Regions from separate parts of the Homo sapiens genome. Here all the other regions are linked to region 3. The links are chromatin contacts, found by Hi-C in ENCODE. All regions are on one chromosome and are shown on one strand. The core of a region is the stretch at or near the end of the contact, and the rest is flanking DNA. Distances in the headings are between cores, read along the strand shown. Region 1 holds the start of RELL1 (RELT like 1). Region 2 holds the start of TBC1D1 (TBC1 domain family member 1). Region 3 overlaps APBB2 (amyloid beta precursor protein binding family B member 2).

Region 1 (3,079 bases), core at 372-2,871, 3.3 Mb before region 3:
CCAGCCTGGCCAATATGGCAAAACCCCATCTCTACTAAAAATACAAAAATTAGCCGGGCATGGTGGCACATGCCTGTAATCCCAGCTGCTCAGAAGGCTGAGGCAGGAGAATCACTTGAACCAGAGAGCTGGAGGTTGCAGTGAGCCGAGGTTGTGCCACTGCACTCCAGTCTGGGTGACAAAATGAGCCCCTGTATCAAAATAAGGAAAAGAAAAAAAAAATTGTCCCATCCAGTAAAACATGTCACTAGCTGCCATTTCCCCAGGTGGATGGCTAACGGAAATACGGGCCTGCTAAAAAGACTCAGGAGACAATATTATCCATCTCCTTCCCTTCCAACCTGCTCTGGTTTCTATGAAAAAGTGAAGGCCAAACTGCTAAGTCAGTGTAAAAGTTGTAAGCGACTGAAATGTTCTCAGGAGGAAGAGTTTATGGATGTTTATGGAGGAGACAGTCACTGTTGAAAGGCTTCCAGTTGCTTATTATTTGGGCCTGAGGAGGAACCACCGCTGAAATCAAGCTTGGAAGAGCTTGCTGACGTCAGATTCCCAGCTGTAGTAACCCCAAATGGCCAAGTAAGTATGTTTTTTTTTTAACTGCAGCTGTTAGGTGGCAATTAAGAGGGGAAGCGGTGGTAAGGAATCCCTAGTGTCTGTAATTATAAAAGCAAGGATGTGACATAGGACTTCCATAAAACTTACACCTCCTCTTAAGATTGATTTCAATTAAAAACTGCTTCATCGTTGGTGACACTTTAGCATCTCTGTTGGTGGCTTCCTGCCCTGACCACACAAGGTTCCTTTCGTGACGACAGGAATCAACAAAAAGAAGAAAAAAATGTAAGTTTACCAACGCGCCTTCCCTTTTTCCGAGCCTGATTTATACAGGATATATGGGAAGAAATGTGGACTCCTTGACCTGTTACAAGAATCCATCAACCACCCAAATAAATGGAAACGTGGAAAGAGATTCAAAGTCCTCCAGGTTTTAGGATATTTTAAGGTATTTAAAAGGGAGAAGGAGGCGCCGACAGCGCACCCGGTGCTCTGTGTCACGATCTTCCGCTCGCGGCGCCTTTGAGGACAAGGGCGGCGGGAAACGGGTCCGCGGGGTTCCGAGGCGAGCGGCCGTGGAGGAAGCGCCCCCGAAGAAGGCCTGGTCCCTACGCCCCGCACTGCCCAGCGCTGGGGAACACAGATCCTCGGAGGAGGCCCCAGGGAGGGAAGGCGGGAGCGGGGCCCGCGGGAGGGGAGGGACGGGAGCCGTTGCCACGCACCGCGCCCTGCCCGGACCGCCGCGGGACAGCCAGTTGTTCAGTGCCGGGATCCCGCGGCTGTGCCAGAAAGCAGGACGCCGCGGGGCTGCCGTCCCGACCCCTCGCTTCCTTCCGCGCTCCCGGGACCGGGCTCAGCACCCGGCGCCCCGGCTACGACCGGACACTCACCCGGAGCCACCAGCGGCGAACTCACGGCGCCTCCCACGAAGACAGCAGCGGCTAGGACGGCGGACCCCGGGAGTGCCCGCGGAGCCATCGCCGCGTCGCTTCGCCCTCCTCCCCCAGGGCGCCGCGTCCCGCGCTCGGGAAGGCAGAGCCGCTCCGGAGCCGGCGGGCTGATCGAGTGGCTGGGCTGGGCCCCAGGGAGCGGCGAACCCCGCCCCGCCATTGCCCCGCCCCACGCCACACCCACCTCGGCTCGGTCCCGCCTCTCCCCGCGCGCCCCGGGCTCCACCTAAGCCGGCACGAGGTCCACTCATGGCTCCGCCCCCGACTCCCCGCCCACCTCAGCCTGATCCCGCCTCTCCCTGCCATTCCCGCTTCCTTTCCAAACCCCGCAGCAGCCTCAGCGGCGTAGCTAGGCCATGGACACGCCCTCTTTCTCCACCCACCTCAGCTTGGCCCCGCCTCTCCCTACCGAGCCCCGGACTCCACCTAAGAAGGCACGTGGCCCATCCATGGCCCCGCCCTTTTCCCCACCCACAGCTCAGCCCGACCCCTCCTCTCCCGCTTCCTTTCCAAACCCAGCAGCAGCCTTGGCGGCGCAGTTAGGCTATAGCCCCGCCCTTGCGCCCTGCCCACCGTGGCCCGGCCGTGCCTCTACTTGCCAGGCCCGCTTCCTTTCCAAGCCGGGCCGGGATTACGCGGGAGCCCGGGGCGGGGGGAGGGTCGCCCGGGTGCAACCTCCCTCGGTCGCTGGGACTAGGCGGGCGTGGGAAGAGAAAGAGGGAGCGCGCCCCGAGAAGCACTGGACAGTCAGAAGCGGCCAGCACTGGAGTGAGCACAGGCTTTTTTCGCTGTTGGCATGTCTATCCACTAGCATTCCCCTCGGTTGCAGATCTAGGGAGTGATGCTGTGCTGGATGTCACGTTCTGTTGTTTGGAAATTAGCAGAAAAGATAACTTAAATTTCTTCCTCTGTTTGTTTGCATTTAAGCTGCTCCTATTGGGGAAAATACCTCTATGCATTTTCAGGAACAACTTGCCTTTTTTTTTTAATCGTGTGCTTGTATTGCACCTTGCGCATACTCCCGCAAAGTAGGTCTTTCAATGCCCAGACGCTTATTATCTCCTCACATCCTCACATCAGCTCTGCGAGGTGACTATTAGAGGCCAGGGAGTAAACCCACGATGTCTGGGCCACCATGATAAATTGTAATTATCTCATTGTCATTGTGTTTGCTCGCTGCTGTGCCCTCAGCGCCTGGATGGAGGACAGACAGCACACGCTAAGAGGTCAGAAGTGTTTTCTGAAGTTGAATCATCTTCACAAGCATTAATAGGACTCAGAGGCTCTCTCTGAATAGTTCCTTTTTACTGCCCTGTAGAGACTGTTGTTACTGGGCCATCAAGCATTTGCTTGAAGGAAATTAGGGCAGGACTTGAGCAAATACTCAACACCAGCAAGAAGAGGGGGTGCATGGAGGCTGTGGGTTTTCACAGGATGGGTCTCATCCTTGAGGTGACTGATAACCTCTAGTTTTCAGAGGACTATTTATTCTCTCACCGAGTCCTCCACGCAGTCTGCTGGACTATTATTACAAACATTGCATTGATGTGGGAATTGCCAGTGACAGAAGCTCA
Region 2 (2,779 bases), core at 249-2,748, 3.1 Mb before region 3:
TGTACGTCTGTGTCACTGCACTGGCCACTTTACTTACACTTTCCTGCTTTGTCCTCACAAAGATCCTGTAAGGTGTGTATTGGTCCCATTTAGCAGGTAAGACAATGAAGACCAGAGGTCCAGCACCTTGCCTAAACCACACCTGCTGGGATTTGGATTCAAGTCCAACCGTACAGCTCAAACGCTCAGCCACTTCCCTAAAGTCCACCCCCAGCTACATTAAGTAAAAAAATCCAGAAAGATGCCACCTGGGGGTCTGGAACTGCCTCCTCCGAGCACCCGGCTCTCCCCTCCCTGCGGACTCTTCTCTGGAGAGGATGTGATGCTTCTTACTTTTCTCAGATCCCTCTCCCCACCCTGCGAGTGACGTTGCGCCTCTGTGCCTGGTGGGATAGGGATCTGGGAGCTTCGCCTGTTTTTTGCACACTGCCATCCCCTAGTCTTAGGGAGCGAGCTCTGTCCCGCTTTTCACATCTCCGCGTCTTTCCTTGCACTCTACATCACCGCTGGGAATGTCCCCAGACCTGATCGGGGCATGCACACTGGGGTGTGCGTGTGCGTGTGGTGTGTGTTCCTGCGCGTGTGCCGGGCTCGCGGGGCAGGAAAAAGCGCCTAATCCAGGCTCTGCGTCACTCCCGCAATTGGTTAGAAATGGAGTTTCCTGGTGTTTAATCCCGGGAGGGCACTTCGCCTTCGTTGTTTCCCAGAGTCCCTGATTTTCCTGCCTCGCATGCCAGCGCCCCATAGGGCATCCGTGCCTCAGTTCACCTCTTGCCATCCTCCAAGGACGGGGAGAAGGGGTAAGGCGGGGGAGAGCAAGGTGGCTTGGTCGCCCCCGGCCCCCGCCCCCCATGTTGTGTGCAGTTTCCACCACGTCTGTTTCGGAGGGAGAAGAGGAGGGTGCAGATGAGGCGAGGCGCCTTCGGGAGCGCGGAGAGCGGGCAGGCAGTGCCACCTGCTGAGAGCCACTCAGGCCGAGCAAGCGGCGGGCAGTGCCACCTGCTATAAATAGGCCGCCAAGGACAGGGTGTGCGACTGTACATCCCGCCACGAGGGCCTGCATCACGCGCGGGGCCCCGCGCCCCCGGCTCCCCAGGGAAACGCTGTGCCCAGATCCTGCGCAGGGGTCTGGATGGGGCGGCGGCCCGAGTACTTCCCCCCTATTCCCCCCACAGACACTGGCTGAGGATGGCCCGCGGGCTTGGGGGCGGGGGGTGGCAAGGAGGGGAGGGAGGCCGCGGCGGACCCGCAGTGCAGCAGCTGTTGCTCGCGTGTGACTCGCCCGTCCGGGCCGTGCTGCCCAGGCACAGTCACACGGCGCAGTGGGGAGGAGGAGGACACCGAGTCCCCCTCCCAGCTCCCCGGGGACCGAGTGGGGAGATCCCGGCTCCTGTCTTCCCCTCGCCTCCAGCGCGCTCGCCCAGGCTGGGAGGAGGAAACCAGAGCCGCGCGCAGACACCTCCTCCTTCTCCTCCTCTTCTTCCTCCTCCTCCTCCTCCTCCTCTTCGGCTGCTGCTCCTGGTGCCGCCACCGTCCGCCGGTGCCTGTTGCTGCCGCCGCCGCGGGACCTGCTGTGTCCTCAGCTGGGTGGAGAAGAGGCGGGCGCCGAGCCGAGGGGAGCCCCCTCCCCGTCCCCCCGCGGCGGGAAGAGCGCAGCCAGCCGGGTGCGATGGACTCCCCGCCCGCCCAGGCCGTCCCCAGGATGCCCCCAAGCACCTGCGCGTCCCGGCCCGGCCCCGGGCTCTGAGCGCGCCGCGGCACAGGTAAGGCGCTTCCTGGGGCTTCGTCCTGGCCACCCTGCTGGCTCCTCTCGGGGCGTCGCGGCCGCCCCCTCCCGCAGCACGCCCCTGCCCCGCCTGGCCGCGGAGGGGAAGGCATCTGGCCGCCCACGGACGCGAGGCCAGGGTCTCTCGGGGGAGGAAGTTCATTGCCATCTCGTTGCCCCCCTTACCCCCCCACCCCCGCCGCCCTTGGACGAAAGCGAAACCTTAATGTTGCTAGCGACCCGAGAGCTCCGCCGGCTTCTCCCCCAACCCCCGCCAGCTCACTGGTCCGCGCATCTCTCCCCTCCCCCCTCCCGCCAATTATCCTAGCGTGTTTGCAAGGCGACCAGATTGGAAAGAGTGTGGTCAGAGTGACCCCAAGCCACGCTTTAAAAGTTCAGGGTACTTTGCAGTAGTAACTTTGGCAGCTCCACCAGTGCGCGCAACATTTCTTTCTATGGGTACATCCTGTACCAGTCATTTTGAAACCCTGCTTCATTGTTTCTAGCCGCTTCCTGATGGCTCTGTGATTATGAGACCCCCCTCAAACTTCACCAGGCATTAAGGTTTTGTTTTTGCTTTTTTTTCAGAGAGGTATCATTTCGTTTGAAATCCACCTAGATGTGGCTTTTCCTGTTTTGATTTTACTTAACATAGCTTATTCTCTGGAAGTTGCTTTAAAAAGAAATTGAAAGTGATGGTTGTTCCTTCCACCAAACAGTTTAATTTTCAGGGTGCCTCATATTAATGGATATGTTTTCCCTTCATAGATTTCTCATTGTTTCCCTTATGATGGGATGATTTCATTTATTAATAAAATCAGACTTTGAAAGAGCATTTAAAAATGACCTGGTTTAAATAGGTCACACCCAAGAAACTCAGCTATCTGTACAAGTTCAAACTTCTAAACTTTTTCAATGAGCTAGGGGTGGTGGCACCCACCTGTAGTCCCAGCTACTTGGGAGGCTGAGGCAGGAGGATCACTTGAGCCCAGGAGTTCGAGGCCATAGTGAGCT
Region 3 (2,758 bases), core at 208-2,707:
CCCTCACACCCCTTACGATAACCTATTCTGTCCCTAAAATTAAGACTATAACTTTCAAAACACTTTAGATGAAATTGTGCTAGGCCAGAGTAAGTGATCCTATTTATTTTTTTAAAAATATGTATCCAAAAAGTACAGGGGGAAAAAAAACCTATAGTGTTCTAACTATAGCAATTTCCTCCTGCTTTTATCCCTGTGTCTGAAGTGAGGTCATTTTTGTTTGTTTTTGGCAAGTGAACAGAGAAAAGAAGAAAGAAAAACACACACACACACCCTAGACTTTTCACCCCCTCCTCCTAAAACAGACACACTTGTTAATTTACAGCTTTGAAAATCATCTGGGTAGTTCTTCCATAATTCACCATCTTCCTTGGTTTTCTAGGATTTTTTTTAGAACCTTCAGACCCCAGAGGGCATTTCACTTGAAGATGCTACTCGTCTCATCCCTTCAGAAGGTGGGCTGAGGTTTCCTTAAGAATCTTCTATGAGAGTGGTCTGCAATTAGAAAGTTATAACAATTCTACCTGTGAGGGTGTTCTACAATCAGAACACTGCTCTCACTCTCCCTCCTCCTCCCCATCTCTCTCTCTCACACTCACGCACAGACACCACACACACCACACTCACACTGAAATTAAGAGTGAAAACTGTTAAGGCTAAAAATACTACAGAGAGAAAAGCATCTTTGCTAACACTTAATACTCAGAACAACTTTTTGAAAGTGAAAATGACGATGCTTTACCTGACTGATTATCAATGCAGCTGCCTTTTTTGTTTGTTGCTTGTTTTTAAGAGACAGGGTCTCACTCTGTTGCACAAGCTGGAAGCCAGTGGCATAATTATAGCCTTGACCACCTGGGCCCAAGTGACATCCTCTGCCTCAGCCTCCCGAGTAGCTGGTACTAAAGGTGCACGGCACTACACTTAGCTAATTTTATTTATTTATTTATTTTTGGTAGAGATGGGGGGGGGTCTTTCTATGTTGCCCATGCTGGTCTCAAACTCCTAGCCTCAAACTATCCTCCCACCTCAGCCTCCCAAAGCACTGGGATTACAGGTGTGAGCCACTGCACCAGATTGACACAGCTTTTTAGTTCGCTTCAGCAGCTATAGATTTACCTTCTGATGTAGTTAAACAACATTTTAGATACGTGCTGAACAGCAGTCTTGGACACCTCATTAATATGTAGTAAGGAAGAGAGCAAACCAACACTTGGAAAATTGTTCAATGAGGTGTGTGAAATGACTGGATGGAAACGCTGGTAACCCCTGGAAGTAACGCGGGAAGTATGAAGCCAGCGAGCAGGAGTATCACGAGCAGAAGACCGACCCCCGATGTCCAGGCCAGGGAGCTGCACCACCCTCAGGACCCATCACCTTCCTCACCCCTTCAAGTAAGACCGAGGCTCATGGGCAATGACGAACAAGCCAAACCACAGGGCCGGATGGAGATAGGCCGGCCTGCCATGTGCAGGATCTCTACGTTGTGAAACACTGTCTTCCTGCCTACTTGTTCTAGTCTACTCTGCTGCTTATCTGAAGTTATTTTCTGTTTGTGTACACAATCGTAGTCCCTCTTTTACTCTCTCTCTGTGCTTTTCCTTCAGTGGGAGAATTAATTTTCCATACCAGAATATTTATAAAATCCAATTTTTGCTGAGCCCTTACTACATGGCAATCACTACGTTCTGTGCCCCACATGTCTTGTTTCAGTTAATCATCACAACCACCCCACAAGGCAGAGACTATTATTAACCCTATTTGACAGAGGAGGAAACGTATGGTGTTAAGTGACTCAGCCACAATCATCCATTTAGTAATAGCACAGCTGGGATTTAAATATTCAGTGTTCATAGTGCAGTAAAGCTTATGGCACAAATTCCATTTTAGGGACAAGAACAAGAGAAGAGATTTCCAGTAGTTTAATTTCTGGAGCACAGGAGCAATTAAGAACTCTTCTCTCTTTTTTTTTTTTTTTTTTTTTTTTAACAAAAATGTTTTTTGAGACAGGGTTACCCTTTGTCTCCCAGGCTGAAGTGCAGTGGTGTGATCTTGGCTCACTGCAGCCTTGACCTCCGGGGCTCAAGGAGATCCTCCCACCTCAGCTTCCTGAGTAGCTGGGACTACAGGCACGTGCCATCATACCCAGCTAATTTTTTGTTTATTTTTTATAGAGATGAAGTCTCATTATGTTGCCCAGGCTGGTCTCAAACTCCTGGCCTCAAGCAATCCTCCTGCCTCAACCTCCCAAAGTGCTGGGATTACAGCATAAGCCATCATGCCTGGCCACTTCTACTTGATTCTATCAAAAACAAAAGAAAATATTATTTTTTAAAAGAAAATAAATGTTTTCCACGTTTTTCATTAAGGCTGTGATTCTTGTTAAATGTTAGCCAGATCAGTATCCATTATAATAGGAACACAGCACTTCAAACACAACAGAAGGCCCTAACTAAAGCAGTTCCTGTGTCAGAATCTGAGCCATGCTTCTCAAATGATGCATAGAGGAGGAAGTTAAAATGCAGGTTCCTGAGACCCACTACCTGCGTCTGAGTCTGTAAGGCACAGGTAGGGCCCAGGTATCTACATTTAAAGAAACACCTAGGAGAGGCTGGGCGCGGTAGCTCACACCTGTAATCCCAGCACTTTGGGAGGCCAAGGCAGGCAGATCACAAGGTCAGAAGATCAAGACCATCCTGTGAATGGTGAAGCCCCGTCTCTACTAAAAATTACAAAAAATTAGCCGGGCACGGTAGCG

The links. Hi-C counts contacts between places; a loop is a spot of excess contacts on that map. Pooled maps may share reads with other maps.
Region 1: a loop to region 3 is called in a map with no recorded cell type, with 15 times the contacts of the local background. The contact joins the promoter of RELL1 here to the enhancer-like site in region 3. A Hi-C loop is called at or near these places in 3 of 37 single-sample maps with no recorded cell type and 4 of 50 pooled maps.
Region 2: a pooled map shows a loop between it and region 3 (8-fold over the local background). The contact joins the promoter of TBC1D1 here to the enhancer-like site in region 3. A Hi-C loop is called at or near these places in 2 of 37 single-sample maps with no recorded cell type and 3 of 50 pooled maps.

Annotation. Positions count from the first base shown.
Region 1 is chr4:37,684,755-37,687,833 of GRCh38, forward strand. It overlaps RELL1 (RELT like 1), which reads right to left and starts at 1,622. Exons shown (of 7, transcript NM_001085400.2): 1 at 1,446-1,622. The coding sequence starts at 1,533. RefSeq lists silencers at 1,161-1,830, 2,011-2,320.
Region 2 is chr4:37,889,586-37,892,364 of GRCh38, forward strand. It overlaps TBC1D1 (TBC1 domain family member 1), which reads left to right and starts at 1,499. Exons shown (of 22, transcript NM_001396959.1): 1 at 1,499-1,763. RefSeq lists silencers at 1,018-1,207, 1,528-2,027.
Region 3 is chr4:40,991,399-40,994,156 of GRCh38, forward strand. The region is part of intron 6 of APBB2 (amyloid beta precursor protein binding family B member 2); the gene reads right to left. Among named protein-coding and RNA genes, the nearest start is that of APBB2, 220 kb to the right of the region's middle. Within about 2 kb of position 1,458, at least 9 of the 41 ENCODE cell types and tissues checked have a DNase peak (open chromatin) inside an H3K27ac peak, as active enhancers do.